Regions from separate parts of the Homo sapiens genome. Here regions 1, 2, 3 and 4 are each linked to region 5. Evidence: chromatin contacts called from ENCODE Hi-C or POLR2A ChIA-PET data. All regions are on one chromosome and are shown on one strand. Each heading gives the region's core, a stretch centred on a gene start or an enhancer-like site at or near the end of the contact. The rest is flanking DNA. Distances are from core to core; before and after follow the strand shown. Region 1 holds the start of GTF3A (general transcription factor IIIA). Region 2 has its middle 130 kb from the start of USP12-AS1. Region 3 holds the start of UBL3 (ubiquitin like 3). Region 4 holds the start of USPL1 (ubiquitin specific peptidase like 1). Region 5 holds the start of POMP (proteasome maturation protein).

Region 1 (2,700 bases), core at 1-2,500, 1.2 Mb before region 5:
GAACTGGCGCAAGAGAAACCATTTTAGAATTCCGGAGTTGTGGGAGGGATGAGTGTAGAATTCTCCCATCCATGGACAGGGGCTAGAGTGGCAAATGAAGAAAGCAACAGGTGGACCCAAGGCATAGACACTCTCACAGCCCCGTTATCTTGAGACGGAGGATGACACAGGCGTTATCAACTTTCCCACTTTCAAGATGAGCAGACTGAGGCAAAGGAGTGTTTATGAACTGGAATACTCAGTTCATAAGCACTGATGTTAAGCCCTGGCTTGTTTCCAGAACTGCACTGCTGTGCAGGGACCTGTTCATCACATTCCGACAAGGGCTTAATGATTCGGAATAATGCAGGATGTGAAAAATATGGATCTGGCGAACATCCCCCAAGTCATCCTGCCAGTTATCTGTATCCAAGGACATTTTTTAGGCATGTGGTCCTCATAAACTAAGATACTCATATTCATTCAGGCCTCTCAAAAGTGCTTCTCAGGTTTTGATATGCACTGAATCACCTGGAGATTTGTTTCAAGTAGGTCATCAAGGCTCTAGGGCAGTGTTCCCAAACTTTTCCTTTTTTTTTTTTTTTTTTTCCAACCACCTGGTCAGTTTGCCGGGGTGGGGAAGGGTAGGATGGGGAGACATCTGTATTTATTCTTTTAGAGCTCGGGGTCTCACTCTGGGCTCAAGCGATTCGCCCGCGTACCTGGGACTACAGGTGCGCACTACTGTGCCAGGATAGTGGTTCCCAAACTTTTCTGCGCATTGAAATCACCTAGGAAGTTTCCAAAAATACTGATGCCTGTTTCCTACCCCCAGAAATTGTGATTTAAGTGGTCCAAGTATCCTCTAGGCTTCGGGATTTTGTAAAGCTCTCCACGTGAATCTGAGCTTAGGAACCTCTGAACTGGGGCTTGCAGCAGAAGCACGTAAAGCACGCAAAGAAACGAAACCACACAGGTCACACTAGTAATGTGGCAACAGGCTAACTTAAATTATGTAAGGCTAGTGCTTTCCAGAGTGTACTGGAGGACGGGAAACAAGCCCCATTTAAGCAGTGCCTCGGGATTTGAGTTGCCTGTGAAACGCAGCAGCCTTCTGCCGAGGACGCAGAAACCCCCGCCTCTCATCCAGGGCTGACAGGGCACGGGCCGCGAGCCGCGGCGGGGCCTCCTGGCGCATGCGCGATCTCCCGGAGCATGCGCAGCAGCGGCGCCGACGCGGGGCGGTGCCTGGTGACCGCGCGCGCTCCCGGAAGTGTGCCGGCGTCGCGCGAAGGTTCAGCAGGGAGCCGTGGGCCGGGCGCGCCGGTTCCCGGCACGTGTCTCGGCACGTGGCAGCGCGCCTGGCCCTGGGCTTGGAGGCGCCGGCGCCCTGGATCCGCCGGCCGTGGTCGCCGAGTCGGTGTCGTCCTTGACCATCGCCGACGCGTTCATTGCAGCCGGCGAGAGCTCAGCTCCGACCCCGCCGCGCCCCGCGCTTCCCAGGAGGTTCATCTGCTCCTTCCCTGACTGCAGCGCCAATTACAGCAAAGCCTGGAAGCTTGACGCGCACCTGTGCAAGCACACGGGGGAGGTGAGGGGGGCGAGGCTGCCAACCCTGGGCCTAGGGATGGCGCGTGGCCCCGGGGTAGCCACTGCAGTCGTGGCCAGGGCCGCAGGCCCCGCTGTGCAGCGCGTTCAGCTTTGACATCCAGGACTTGGGGAAGGAGCTGAGGAAGTAGACAGGAAGTTGTAGGACCTTCGTTCTGCGACCTTGATATCCATGGCAGGGGCTCGGGATTTACTAAGCAGTCATTGATCGTGAGTCTCGGCCAGCCAAGTGCCTCCCGTAATCTGCAAATAAGTGTGAGGTTTGAGGGGGCCCACCGCTACTAGACACCTGCCAAACACTGGCCCCTGGAGCTGGTACAGAAGATGGGTTACATGTACCAGGGGTCGTGAAAGCAGCATGTGCTCATTTCTTCGTAACTCCACACTGGAGAGAGCAGTGAGCAAAACAGGCAAACCCAAGGTTTCTGCTGCCATGGACCTTTGTTCCTGGGTCGAGCCGACCACAGGATAGGTGGGAATGACATGCAGTGTTGTGGTCAGGAAAGGCCTCTCTGTGTGAGCCGTGTAAGAAGGAAGGATCTAGCCATGCAGACATTTGTGCTAGGTAGAGAGAACACAAAGGGAGCCTGTGACCCTTGGGGTGGGAGGCAGGTGGGTGTGTTTGGGTGCGGAGATCACCATATGAGGTCTGAGAAGTAGGCCCATTAGGAGTTTGGATTTTATTTTGAGGGCAGGAGAATGTCAGATACCATGATATGACGTGGCAGCCCATGTCACACACAAGTGAGGAAAACGAGGGTCATGGAGGTCAAGGAATCTGCCCAGCTTCCCAGTTTTTGGCAGAGCTAGGCTTCACACTGCCTCAGCTTAAAGCCCTTAATTTCTTAAACCACTGGGCTGCAGTCCATACCTTTGCCCCTTGCACCTCCTCTAATTTATGGGCCACCTTCTCCAGGTGTCCTCCGGGGCCTCATTCCTTAACCTCTCCAGCACTGGAAGGCCGACCGCTTCTTCCTTGAGACCTTCTCTGGTTCTTTTCCTCTTCCTCGTCTGCCCTTTTCGTTGGATCCTCTTCTGCCCTCTGCATGTTCCACCCCGCCCAGCTCCCTCTTGCGGTCTTACATAGCCACCGGCATGACTCATAACATCCTT
Region 2 (2,700 bases), core at 123-2,622, 1.7 Mb before region 5:
TTTAGATGTTTTTGCATTGAGTGTTGACTTTTTTGTTGTTGAGTTTTAGGAGTTCTCTATATATTTTGGATATTAATCCCTTATCAGGTATGTAATTTGCAAATATTTTCTCCCACTCTGTAAGTTGTCACTTTACAGTATTTATAGTATCTTTTGATGCACAAAAGTATTTAATGGTCATGAAGTCCAGTTTATTTATTTTTTTAACCTGTGCCTTTGGTGTTATACAAAGGAAATCATTAGCAAATCCAATATCATGAAGTTTTCCCTATGTTTTCTTATAAGAGTTTTATAGTAATAGCTCTTACGTTTAGGTCTTTGATTGATTTTGAGTTAATTTTTGTATATGATGTTAAGTAAGGCTGCAACATTATTCTTTTGCATGTGAATATCCAGTTTCCCCAGCACAGTTTGTTGAAAAGACTGCCCTTTCCCCATTGAATGGTCTTGACACCCTTGTTGAAATCATTCAACCATATATGACAAATCAACCAAAAATGGTTTATTGGGCTCTCTATTTCATTCCATCTGTCTATATGTCTCTCTTTATGCCACTGCCACACAGTTTTGATTAGTGTAGCTCTGTAATAAGTTTTGAAATCAGGGAGCATGTGTCCTCCAACTTTGTTCTTTTTCAAGATTTTCTTGGCTGTGGTATTTTTAGCTTTAATTTCACCATCTGCAAAATGGGGATGATATTTGCACCTGCCTCACTGGATCACGTGTGTGTGTGTGTGTGTGTGTGTGTATTAAATGAGGTAAGATGCGCAAAGCACTTAGCATTTTGCCTGGAATATAGTAAGTTATATATTTAAAATATTTAAAATTTCTATTAACATAAAATGATACAAAAATTCTTTAAGGATTTATTGCCTCTTCCAAACTGTGGAATTCCCACAACTGTGATGTATCTTTTGTGACACGTACATCTCTGAGAAGACTCATTTAGAATCTATTACTAAATACTAGGGTACATGTCAGCTTCCCTGTGTTTACTGGTCCCATCTCAGCATGAACAACTCTAGACTAGGGAAGTCACACCAGTGTTCAAACCAAGCTTTGCCACATCATAACCAAACCCCAGGATGAGACAGTCTCTCTGTGCTTTTGGTTTTTTAATATTTTTTAAATGGGCATAATAATACTTTCTTCAGAGTCTTTTAGGGTGGGGGCAGGTGAGGGTGAGTTTATGTAATGTGTATGGAAAGCCTTAGCTCTGCACCTTGCACAGTCAGCACAAAATAAATTCCTCCTGCCTGCCCATCTCTCCCTGTCCCCTTTCAATTCTGCTTCAGACAGCTTGTTTCATAGCTTTTCTGCATCTCCCATGAAAGAGGCGCATGCCACGGTCTCTGACATGAGAGAATTCACTATCTCTTTAAGGAAACAAGAATAACCTCCTAAAACAGAAGCAAAACAACCCCACATCCTGCCCTTGAGGAAGCGCCACGTCCCTAAGGGTTTGAGGAGTTGACCACTGGTTCAGCAGTCACCAGGCCCTGCTCAGCCAGGCATCTGAAGACCATGGTGTTCTATGTTCTAAAACACGTCCCAAGGGCTCATTTACATATTCATCAGGAAGTAGCAATTGAGGGTCTGCCACCCAGATTTGGACCCACCTGTCCCCCTGTCTCATACGAAGGCAGATCAGCACAAAAATACAATCCAGAATGATGAGTGCAGTGGGGTTAGAGCTGGATCTAACACCAGCCTCCATCTGCTTCTGTTTCCTGAGCTTCTTCAAGGAAAAAAAAAAAAAAAAAAGCTAGAAACACAGAATTTTCTCTCTCTCTCCTTTTTTTTTTTTTTTTTTTTTAGGCATCTGGTCCTGGCTGGAGTGCAGTGGCAAGATCTTGGCTCGCTGCAACCTCCATCTCCTGGGTTCGAGCAATTCTCCTGCCTCAGCCTCCCTAGTAGCAGAGACTACAGGCATGCGCCACTATGTCCAGCTAATTTTTGTATTCTTGCAGAGACAGGGTTTCACCATGTTGGCGAGGCTGGTCTCAAACTCCTGACCTCAAGTGATCCACTCATCTCGGCCTCTCAAAGTGCTGGGATAACAGGCATGAGCCACCACGCCCAGCTGAAACACAGAATTTTCCTAGTGAGTTAGGTCCAAGTGACAGAGCAACCCACAAGTTTTCCAGGTACCGTGTTATTGTGTGGATGCCCCCAGCTTGAGGTGCAGATTGTCTGGGAAAGCCCTGAACCCTCTCCCCTCAGGCACGAGCATGAGGCTACCTGAGGAGGGACCGGAGAGGTGGGTCAGCAGTTCCCTCCTCTCTGCTGCCCAGAAGTTCGACAGGAAAAACAACATCCTAAGGCACCAGCAGTCGTGCAAGAACAAAGCTTCCAGCCCAAGGTTCTTCGCACTTCCTCTTCCCTTGCTCCACCTAAGTCTTCGTCTCTGTGAAGTGATGTGCAGTTGCTGTGCTGGGAAACAAATCTCCTGACTCTGACATAAAAGGACGTGTTTTGTGCCTTGCTTAGTTTCAAAGGTGAAGTCAATAAAACATCGATGATGCTGGCACCATGGACAGGAATAATGCCCCCAGGGCCCCTTCTAATTATTGGCTGTAAAATTTTGTATTCCGCCTTGAAAGAATGTGAACAGTTACTCTGTTAAATTAATGGGAAAACTGTCCAAAGTATGAGATAATTAATAGTTTATCTTCTATAATATTCTATAATACAAGACAA
Region 3 (2,700 bases), core at 121-2,620, 1.2 Mb after region 5:
TTTGTCCCCTCAAGCTACCATGATACATTTCCCTACTTCTCCACTATCTTCAATGCTTTAGAAAACACGACCAAATGAGAGAACCCATATTAAAAGCAGTACTTCCTAAAAGGGGGAAACCAGAAGCTCCAACTTCTCCAAATCGCTCAGCACAGTGGCTTTTCGACAGTCCCCAGCAAATCTTCGCCCCACGCCTGCCGTCTTTCCGATTAAATAAGATTGGAAACCACAATTAAATCAGTGTCATAACTTATCCGTCACTTACCATATCCGCCGGGACATTACTGGACATCTTGCCGTTTGATATACACCCAGATGTTTACGAAAAAAACAAACAAAGAAAAAAGAGCAGAAGTCTTCACGTTACAGAAATAAACCACGATTTTGACTGGTTCGTGATGTGCTTTCTCCCCCAAAAATAAAGTTATTTTGGAGCCAAAGTGCCGGTCAGGCCGAGGTTCTGGTTCGAAGAGGAACAATCCCCAGGAGCTGTGTGGCCGGAGCAGGAGGAAACTCCCGGGACAGCAGAGGCAGCCCCCGTCGTCGTCGTCGTCGTCAACAGCAGCAGCAGCCCCAGGACCGGCCGCGCCAGGTGGACCGAGCCGAGTGACACACGGACATGGAGAGGGGTGGGAGGGGGTTAAATGCGCCTTCCTCCTTTCCCAGCCCCGGCAATGATTCACACTTGCTCCCGAGTCAAGTCCTCATTAAGCAGGAGAAAAATGCCCCAGCGTGGATGTACACAGATAACTATGTAGCTACACATCGACGCGTGAGCCTTGAGTGGCGGCCGAGCGGTGGCCGGACGCTGGCCGCGGACCCTGCAGAGCCGCTGTCGGAGCGCCCGCGCGGACAGCGCGGGGAAACGGCTCAACTCGCGCCGCGGGGGCGAAGAGCCGGGCCGCGGAAACCCGCGCTCAAGGGCATTTAACTAGTTGGAAGCCAAAGCGAAAGACCGGAGCGGGGGACCGACAGCGCGGGGGTGCTCGGGGCCGGCCGGGACACTCCACAGCCCCTCTGGGCTCAGGCCGCGGGCGCCTCCGGACAGCAGCTGGGGTCGGGGCGCATCGTCTCCGGCTCCTCGCCACTCCTCTTCTGCCTCCGCCTTCCCCGCCGCCGCCTCCCCGGTCTCCGCCTTCCCTTCCCCTCCCCTCCCCGGCCTCGCGAGCTCCGGGCGACGCCGACTTCGGCTGGTCCCCGGAAGAGGCCGGGTCCTCCTTCTCCTCAGCCCGGGAATGGTTTCCTCTCAGAGCTTTGTTTCTCCTCCTCCTCCTTCACTTTTCAGTCCCACACGCCGCGGCCGCCTCCTGTCATCGCCTCTCAAACCAACATGGCGGCAGCGGCGGCGGCGGCGGCTGCCTGAGTGCGACTAAGGGAAACGGGGAGAGCACGGGCCCCCCCTCGCAGCAGCCGCCGCCCCCGTCCTCGTCCTCCCTCCGCGGACACCAAGTGCGTCACCACGGAGACCATTCCCTCGAGCATCACGGGAAGTGTAGTCTACGAGGGTGGGGGGGGGAGGGAGCCGCCGAACGCCTCCTCACCCAGCTCCGAAGCCACGCCCCCCATAGCAACAGTTGCGAGGAAAGGAAAGCTCCCTTTCCCTTGCTTTGGACAAGCTGCTGCCCAGGAGTTAAGTGATACCTGCTACCAGGAGTGCTGTGATCATGAGAATTGTTGGGAGAAAATAATTCTGCATAGAGAAATTCCCTTATGCACGATATGCACACAGAGCTAAAATATGCTGTACCTCCAAGCAGAATCATTCATTTTAATTACAGCACATTCTCCACATCCTGCAATCTCAATGCATTTTGTAGAGTGATTTCATCTAGGTCTCCTCAACATTACATTTTGAAGAACAAAAGCAATCATTGATTTCCAATAAGGTCACATAAGTTCAACAGGAACAAGGATCTCATTAAGCAGTGAGAATATTTGAACATGTGTTTCCTTGAAGACCCAGGGCAATAAAGCTACAATCTACTTAACTGAAATTACCAAAACTGTATTACATACAACAGTGTTATTATATCAAATCTGTATCAGGAAATAGCTACTACAAACTTCATGGGGATTCACCAGTTTACCCATCTGGACCCTAAATTCTATTCTATGTAACTCATAATGTAATTGAAAACCTATATGCCTTGCAGTGATTAGCAAATAGGAGAAAATAATGCCATTGTTGAGACACCATTCAGATGGACATTTGTGATTTCTGCATTTTGTTCCTAAATCTGAGGTCAACATCTGAATCCCTATTCATATCTCTTAGTCCTTTGACAGAGTACTTTAGAAAGGGCAGTCTCAATATGATGCCTATATATAAATGCCAATGAATTTAGAGTCTGAAAGCCACCTCTCCAACCTACAGCTGTGTGACCTCATCTGTAAAATGGTCTTGCCTACCTTCCGGGGTAAAGTAGGGGTAGTTATGAGGATGAGTTCATGCATGGGAAATAAATCACTTTGTAAATAATAATGCATCATTTGATATGAAATGTCACTACTCATTCTCTCATTCAGCAAACAAATGTGCCAGGCACTCTGCTAGGCACTAGGAGTTTAAAAATGAGTCACTGTAGCGAACAGCAGCATCATGTGGCAGAAATGCCAAGGTCTTGGGTTGGCAATGGGGGTTATTACATCCTTGTCTATAGGGCTGTTGAAAAGAGGCAGAATCCAGTCACTGTCCTCAGG
Region 4 (2,700 bases), core at 9-2,508, 2.0 Mb after region 5:
CAAACTAACCAGCCTATTTTTGTCTGGAGAAACCCCAACAAACTGCTGGATTCCTTGGCCATTTGCATTCAGAAGTACCAAAAACTAAAATCCTTTTTACTAAATAATTTCTTCTACACGAGACTTGTTTCCTCCACACCACCCTATCCAAATTGTCAGCATTATTCCAGAATATAATCATTTAGTTTGAGACCACTAAAAAACCCCGCAGTCCAAAATACCAATTGTGGTTTTTCTGTAAAGAAATGGTCAGAAACTACAAATTGTTATCCTAGGACACAGAACCAATCGACCAAAAGGACTTCTGGAATATGCTGCCCCCAAGATTTAGAATGCACAGGCAGAAATAGCATACGCGGTCACGATGTCCCTTAAGCCACATGACCTTCCTACGAAAGCAAAGGCTTAAACTTATCAAATGAGAACTCCCCCTTTCTCTGAAGTTAAAACAAGGCAGGGCAGCTGGAATTAGAGCAGCAGGGACAGATCGGCTGTTGACTAGTCAGAACGGGTCGTGGAATGCAAAGTCCCTGCGCTTTCGCTGCTCCCCTTACCGTGAGAAGATCTGGGAGGGAGGAAAGGAGGAGAAACACCCCAGAATCCTGGTAGAAAAGCCCCTGGCCTCGAAGATGGGCTCTAGGGAGACAGGGAGGGGCAGCTCCGTGTGTGATGACCCTTTGTGAACATGCACTCTGTGGCAGCTTCAGCTCCACCGAGGCTTTGGGAGAGCGGACTACGGATGCCCGGCGCGGCCCAGCTGTGAAGGCCGCGCCGGCGGAGAGGGTCCATGGCACCCCCGCCGGCTTCGGAAGCCCTTCCCTCTCCCACCTCCGCGGGTCACCCCAGGAACCAGCGGCTCCCGACCACGCTCGCGCGGACCACGGAACAGCGACGCGCAAGCAGGTCTCTTTCGTCAGCGTAATCCCTCCGCAGAAAGCCGCGCACTAGTTTTAATCACGCCCCACCCCCTGGCCGCTGGCGCCACCTCCGCCACTCGGGCGCTTTCCAGCAGCTTCCAGAAACGTCGCCTCCCCAAACCCAGCCACTCACACATGGCGGGCTCAGCAGCCACCGGCCCCGCCCCTCCTCGTCGCCGCAGTCGCAACTGCGTCTGCGGCCACAGGGCGGACAGCCACGCCTCTGCGGAGGGCGACCGGAAGTGCTCACGTCTTCACCTTCCCCGCCACGCCACCGTCCTTTCAGGCCCAGCGTGCAGCAGGAAGGAGGACTCTTTTGCCGCGGACTCAAGCCGGAAGCCGCCTTCCTAGTGGAGACGCGAGTGGGGGAGGAGCAGTCCGAGGGGAACGTGGGTTGAACGTTGCAACTAGGGTGGAGATCAAGCTGGAACAGGAGTTCCGATCGACCCGGTACCAAGAAGGGGAGTGCCCGCGGCAGGTAAGGGAGAAGAGGGAGGGGTTTCTTTCCGCTCTCGAAATTGGGAAAAGAGACAGAGCTGGGATGACCTATGGGGTAGTCGGCGCGCTGAAAGGATGGGCTGGGCTGGGACGGGGTTCAAGTGGGAAAGGTTGATGATTAAGGTATAGAGTTGGACTTACAGATCCGTTTGGGCGCAGAGAGGTGAACGCTGAAGAGAAACCAGAGTTTGTTTTCGTTTTCCAAGGAGCGTGGAGATGGGCAGGGTTAACGGACCCTGCGCCTCCTTCGGCTTCTTAGTTTGGGTGTTGAAACTCACCTCCTTTGGTCCTGTTCGTCTCTGATTCAAGACAGTTGGGTTTGGTACCTGACAGGGCTGGGTGCAGAAAGCTGACCCTGTTCCTCGGCTTCCAGGTCGGTTGTGGCCTCGCTTTTGACAGTTCACGTGCCGAGCCTACTCGCTCTCGGAGGGCGAGCTCAAATGGGTGGGTTTAAGGCCCCCTCTTCGAACAGCTGTTTCCCTGGGTTTCTCCATTTTGCACACAGGAGTGTGAATTAAGTTTAATTGAATACTTTTTGCGATTCCCAGGGCCACCTTGACACGTTCATTGTGCTATCTAACTGGGTTCATGCTGGGCTAATAATTCACATTAAGGCTTCTGGAGTATAAGTGGTTCACAGAAGTATGAAAAGGGGATGTTAGAAGAAAGATGCTGGGGGTGAAGTAGAGTTGAGGAAGACAGAACTGGAAAGCTAGGTTGGTTTCACAGTACAATGAGCTTTAGGTCATAATACTACCTTTAGGTTATATTGGGCTGTTTGGACGGAGTTTGCTGTAATCAGGCTAGAGTAAATAGAGAATTTTAAACTAAGCATTGACAGGCTCAGACTTGTAGAGGCATCATTTTGACAGTGATATGGAAGGGAAAGAGGTAGAGATTTGAGACCTTTCCAAAGAACTGTCCACAGAATTTGGTGACTTACTGTGCGAAGAGGGAAATAAAGAATAGGGAACAACTCAAGACTTTCTAGTCTGTGTGTTTGGAAGGATGGAGACGCCCACATTTAAGTGAGATATGGGAAGGAGGAGCAGATTGTTTTTGAAGGGAGGAAGAGCAGTTACTTAGGGTCAAATTAAGTTGTAAAATCCCCCCCGGGATTTTGTATGTAAGTCAAAGTGAATTGTATTTGGAAGAAGAACTGGGGAGCCCACCTCTGGTATTTTTTTTATGTCCCTCATATGGACAAATAAACCTCTGGTATTAAATGAATTTTCTTTTGGGGGATTCTATATATTCGGGATTTCAACCACCAACCTATCTGGTT
Region 5 (2,700 bases), core at 151-2,650:
AGGACCAGAAGACACCTAAAGGACAGCATGGCAGAACACATAACATCTGGAACTTCAAAGTTGTATGACCATGGCAGTGGATATACATAACATATATGGCCTTATCATTTTCCTCTCTCAAATCCTTCGATGGCTTTTTAAAGACAAAGCCTCATCCTTAATCTTGCCTACAAAGGCTGCATAAAAAACCTGTAGCTAGGTCCCATGATGCACGCCTGTAGTTCCCATTACTCAGCCGGCTGCAGCAGGAGAATCGCTTGAGCCCAGGAGTTCAACGCAGACCTGGGCAACATAGCTAAACCCTATCATTATTTAGAACAAACAAACAAAAACAACAACAAAAACCACTTGCCTCCATCTACTTACAACCTCATCTCACAGTACTCTCCACTTTACTTTCTGAACTTTAGCCAGACTTAGGCCTTCTTTCCAGTTCCGTTTTTGCACAAGCAGATCTGCACGTAATGTTGTTTTAAATATCCTACTACCCCAAACTAGTTCGCTCTTATCTTTTAGCTGTCAGTCCAAAGATTCCCTAAGATGTCTCCATCCTGTGGCAGCAGACTATAAGGCCGTTTTATTACATTATATTTGAACAATACAGAATAGTGTAATGAGCATGGATTCTAGACTCATAAATATGTCCTTAGGCATATTTATTTAAGCCCTTCATGTCTCGGTTTCTTCACCTGTAAATTGTACTTGTAAGGTTATTGAAAAGATTAAAAGAGATAAAGGATGTAAGCACTTAGAACTGTGTTGATAACGCAATTCAAAGGGCCCAACATATGTCGGTCATGATCACATTTACTTAATTTGTAGTCACTATCGTCCCCTCTCTCCCCTCTAGCCTCCGGAGTACCCCTGCTCCTCTAGCCCAGAGGCCACACCGGCCTGGTCCTTTTTTGTATTCCTAGCCTCAGCACAGGGTTCGGAACATACCAGGCCTTCAATATTATGTTTTTTAAAAATGACAAAAGCCTTGTGTCCCAATTTTGCTTTATTAGCCGAACGATCTCAAGCAAATCACTCAAACCACCTACGCCTCGTTTACCCTTCTGTGAAATGTAATAGCTACCTCAGAGAGGTTTTGTGTTAAATAAGGCGATGTACCTACAAAAGCACACTGCACATCTTAAAATGCCGTACAAACCGTAGATGTTTATTAATAAACCGGAGTCCGTGTCTTCCCTCCCCTCAGGCACGTCTCGTCCCGACCCCTCCCTCCTCCCAGCCCACACCCTTACTGCGCCCTTGGCCCTGGGTCCCTTGGGATTGCAAGCGTGGGAGCCTCGGCCCCGCGCAGCTCCCTCCGGCGTCCCGCGCCCTCCTTCCTTCCTCGCCAGGACGGACGCACTTCCGGCGGATGTGGGGGCCAGCCCTCGGAAACGGAAGTGAGCGGCGGGGTCGACTGACGGTAACGGGGCAGAGAGGCTGTTCGCAGAGCTGCGGAAGATGGTGAGTGGGTACCCGGGCGGCTGGAGTTCCACGCGGGCTCGGGACCGTGGCTCGGCAGAAACAGGCAGTCGCCTCCCAACCCGTCCCCGGTGGCGGCGGCGGCGGCAGCGTGGGGCTGAGGCCGGCCTCAGGCGCCATAATCTGTCGAGTCACGGGGTTTGGGTGGGTCGTGACTGTCGCCGGGGCCCGGCACTAGTCCCACTAGCAGTGCTTCGGCTTCATCCTGCTCCTCTTAGCTCGGTTTGCGCCCTTCCATCCCTTAGACCCCAGCAGGCCCAGACCTCCTCCCCTTACTTGGCGCAGAAGTGGAAAAGGCAGCCGTGAAAGTGCAACGTTCTGTGGGGTGGCGCTGGCGACCCTTTCCTTGACGGGTAACCTCTGGGAGCCCAGAGCTCTCAGACTCCTCATCTCCCCCAGCCCCCGCCCTTGTAACTGCCTAGTAAACAGCCCACAACTATAGGTCGCATTTGTGTAACGCAGCTTTGCTCTACAAACTTTTTTGAGAGCTTGTAGTGTGCTAGATGTTAGAGGGGAAAAAATCAGACAGTTGCTATTCCCTGTTTGCCAGTATTGTTAGTATATCTCCTCCCTCCTTCTCCTCCCCACCACTTTCTCTTTCTTTTTAACTTAGAAGTTGTGGTATTTGAGAAGAACACTGAGTCACCATTGCCACAGACTCTGATATCGGTACTGCTGGTAGGCCATCCATCCAAATCTAGAAAGTTTCTATTGGTAAATACTGCTAATCGTTATCTAAAAAGTTTTTTAGGCACTCTCAAATGTAACTAGTAGTTAGGTTTTCGTAGATTTGCCTTTCTCGGCTCCTTCCTTTATTAGAAACAGCAAGTACTAATCTTGATATTTTACAGAAGGAAATTGGGAAAAATGACAATAACAGAATCCAGAAGTCAGAATTCACCTTTTCTTTGTGCGTTGAAACCTTGTTACTTTACAATAAAGCAGTCCAGAAGGAGGAGAATGTTCATATAGGGAAGTAATAGAAGATACATTTGGAAAGCAACAATCACACATCTCTGCTGAAGGTCCCCAACTTCTGGTGGTTCAACAATCTTCTGACTTTATGATGGTGTGAAATCCATACACAGTCAGTAGAGGCCATATTTGAGTACCAATACAGCCATTCTGTTTTTCACTTTCAGTACAGTATTCAATAAATTACATGAGATACCCAGTACTTTTTAATAAAGTAGGCTTTGTATTAGATGATTTTGGCCGACTGTA

Evidence for each region. Hi-C counts contacts between places; a loop is a spot of excess contacts on that map. ChIA-PET counts read pairs that join two places held with the same protein, here RNA polymerase II (POLR2A). Pooled maps may share reads with other maps.
Region 1: a map of CD8-positive, alpha-beta T cell shows a loop between it and region 5 (13-fold over the local background). The contact joins the promoter of GTF3A here to the promoter of POMP in region 5. A Hi-C loop is called at or near these places in 3 of 168 maps with a recorded cell type or tissue (CD4-positive, alpha-beta T cell and CD8-positive, alpha-beta T cell) and 14 of 50 pooled maps.
Region 2: a pooled map shows a loop between it and region 5 (2.9-fold over the local background). The contact joins the enhancer-like site here to the promoter of POMP in region 5. A Hi-C loop is called at or near these places in 3 of 50 pooled maps. POLR2A ChIA-PET finds 5 or more read pairs at or near these places in 2 of 52 experiments (BJ and CD4-positive, alpha-beta T cell).
Region 3: a loop to region 5 is called in a map of CD8-positive, alpha-beta T cell, with 13 times the contacts of the local background. The contact joins the promoter of UBL3 here to the promoter of POMP in region 5. A Hi-C loop is called at or near these places in 1 of 168 maps with a recorded cell type or tissue (CD8-positive, alpha-beta T cell) and 9 of 50 pooled maps. POLR2A ChIA-PET finds 5 or more read pairs at or near these places in 1 of 52 experiments (activated B cell).
Region 4: a map of naive thymus-derived CD4-positive, alpha-beta T cell shows a loop between it and region 5 (8-fold over the local background). The contact joins the promoter of USPL1 here to the promoter of POMP in region 5. A Hi-C loop is called at or near these places in 1 of 168 maps with a recorded cell type or tissue (naive thymus-derived CD4-positive, alpha-beta T cell), 1 of 37 single-sample maps with no recorded cell type and 10 of 50 pooled maps. POLR2A ChIA-PET finds 5 or more read pairs at or near these places in 1 of 52 experiments (activated T-cell).

The regions. Positions count from the first base shown.
Region 1 is chr13:27,423,369-27,426,068 of GRCh38, forward strand. GTF3A (general transcription factor IIIA) reads left to right here and starts at 1,251. Exons shown (of 9, transcript NM_002097.3): 1 at 1,251-1,570. The coding sequence starts at 1,370. RefSeq lists silencers at 1,076-1,345, 1,356-1,415, 1,516-1,595 and an enhancer at 1,686-1,755.
Region 2 is chr13:26,996,124-26,998,823 of GRCh38, forward strand. No RefSeq gene overlaps it. Among named protein-coding and RNA genes, the nearest start is that of USP12-AS1, 130 kb to the right of the region's middle. RefSeq lists an enhancer at 1,213-1,482. Within about 2 kb of position 1,373, at least 4 of the 41 ENCODE cell types and tissues checked have a DNase peak (open chromatin) inside an H3K27ac peak, as active enhancers do.
Region 3 is chr13:29,849,247-29,851,946 of GRCh38, forward strand. UBL3 (ubiquitin like 3) reads right to left here and starts at 1,371. Exons shown (of 5, transcript NM_007106.4): 1 at 266-1,371. The coding sequence starts at 292. RefSeq lists enhancers at 1-6, 477-546, 1,217-1,286 and silencers at 847-1,146, 1,417-1,526.
Region 4 is chr13:30,616,662-30,619,361 of GRCh38, forward strand. It overlaps USPL1 (ubiquitin specific peptidase like 1), which reads left to right and starts at 1,259. Exons shown (of 9, transcript NM_005800.5): 1 at 1,259-1,395. It also overlaps a transcript of HMGB1 not described here. RefSeq lists enhancers at 657-726, 747-886, 937-1,266, 1,287-1,336.
Region 5 is chr13:28,657,730-28,660,429 of GRCh38, forward strand. POMP (proteasome maturation protein) reads left to right here and starts at 1,401. Exons shown (of 6, transcript NM_015932.6): 1 at 1,401-1,458. The coding sequence starts at 1,456. RefSeq lists an enhancer at 894-1,053 and a silencer at 1,274-1,333.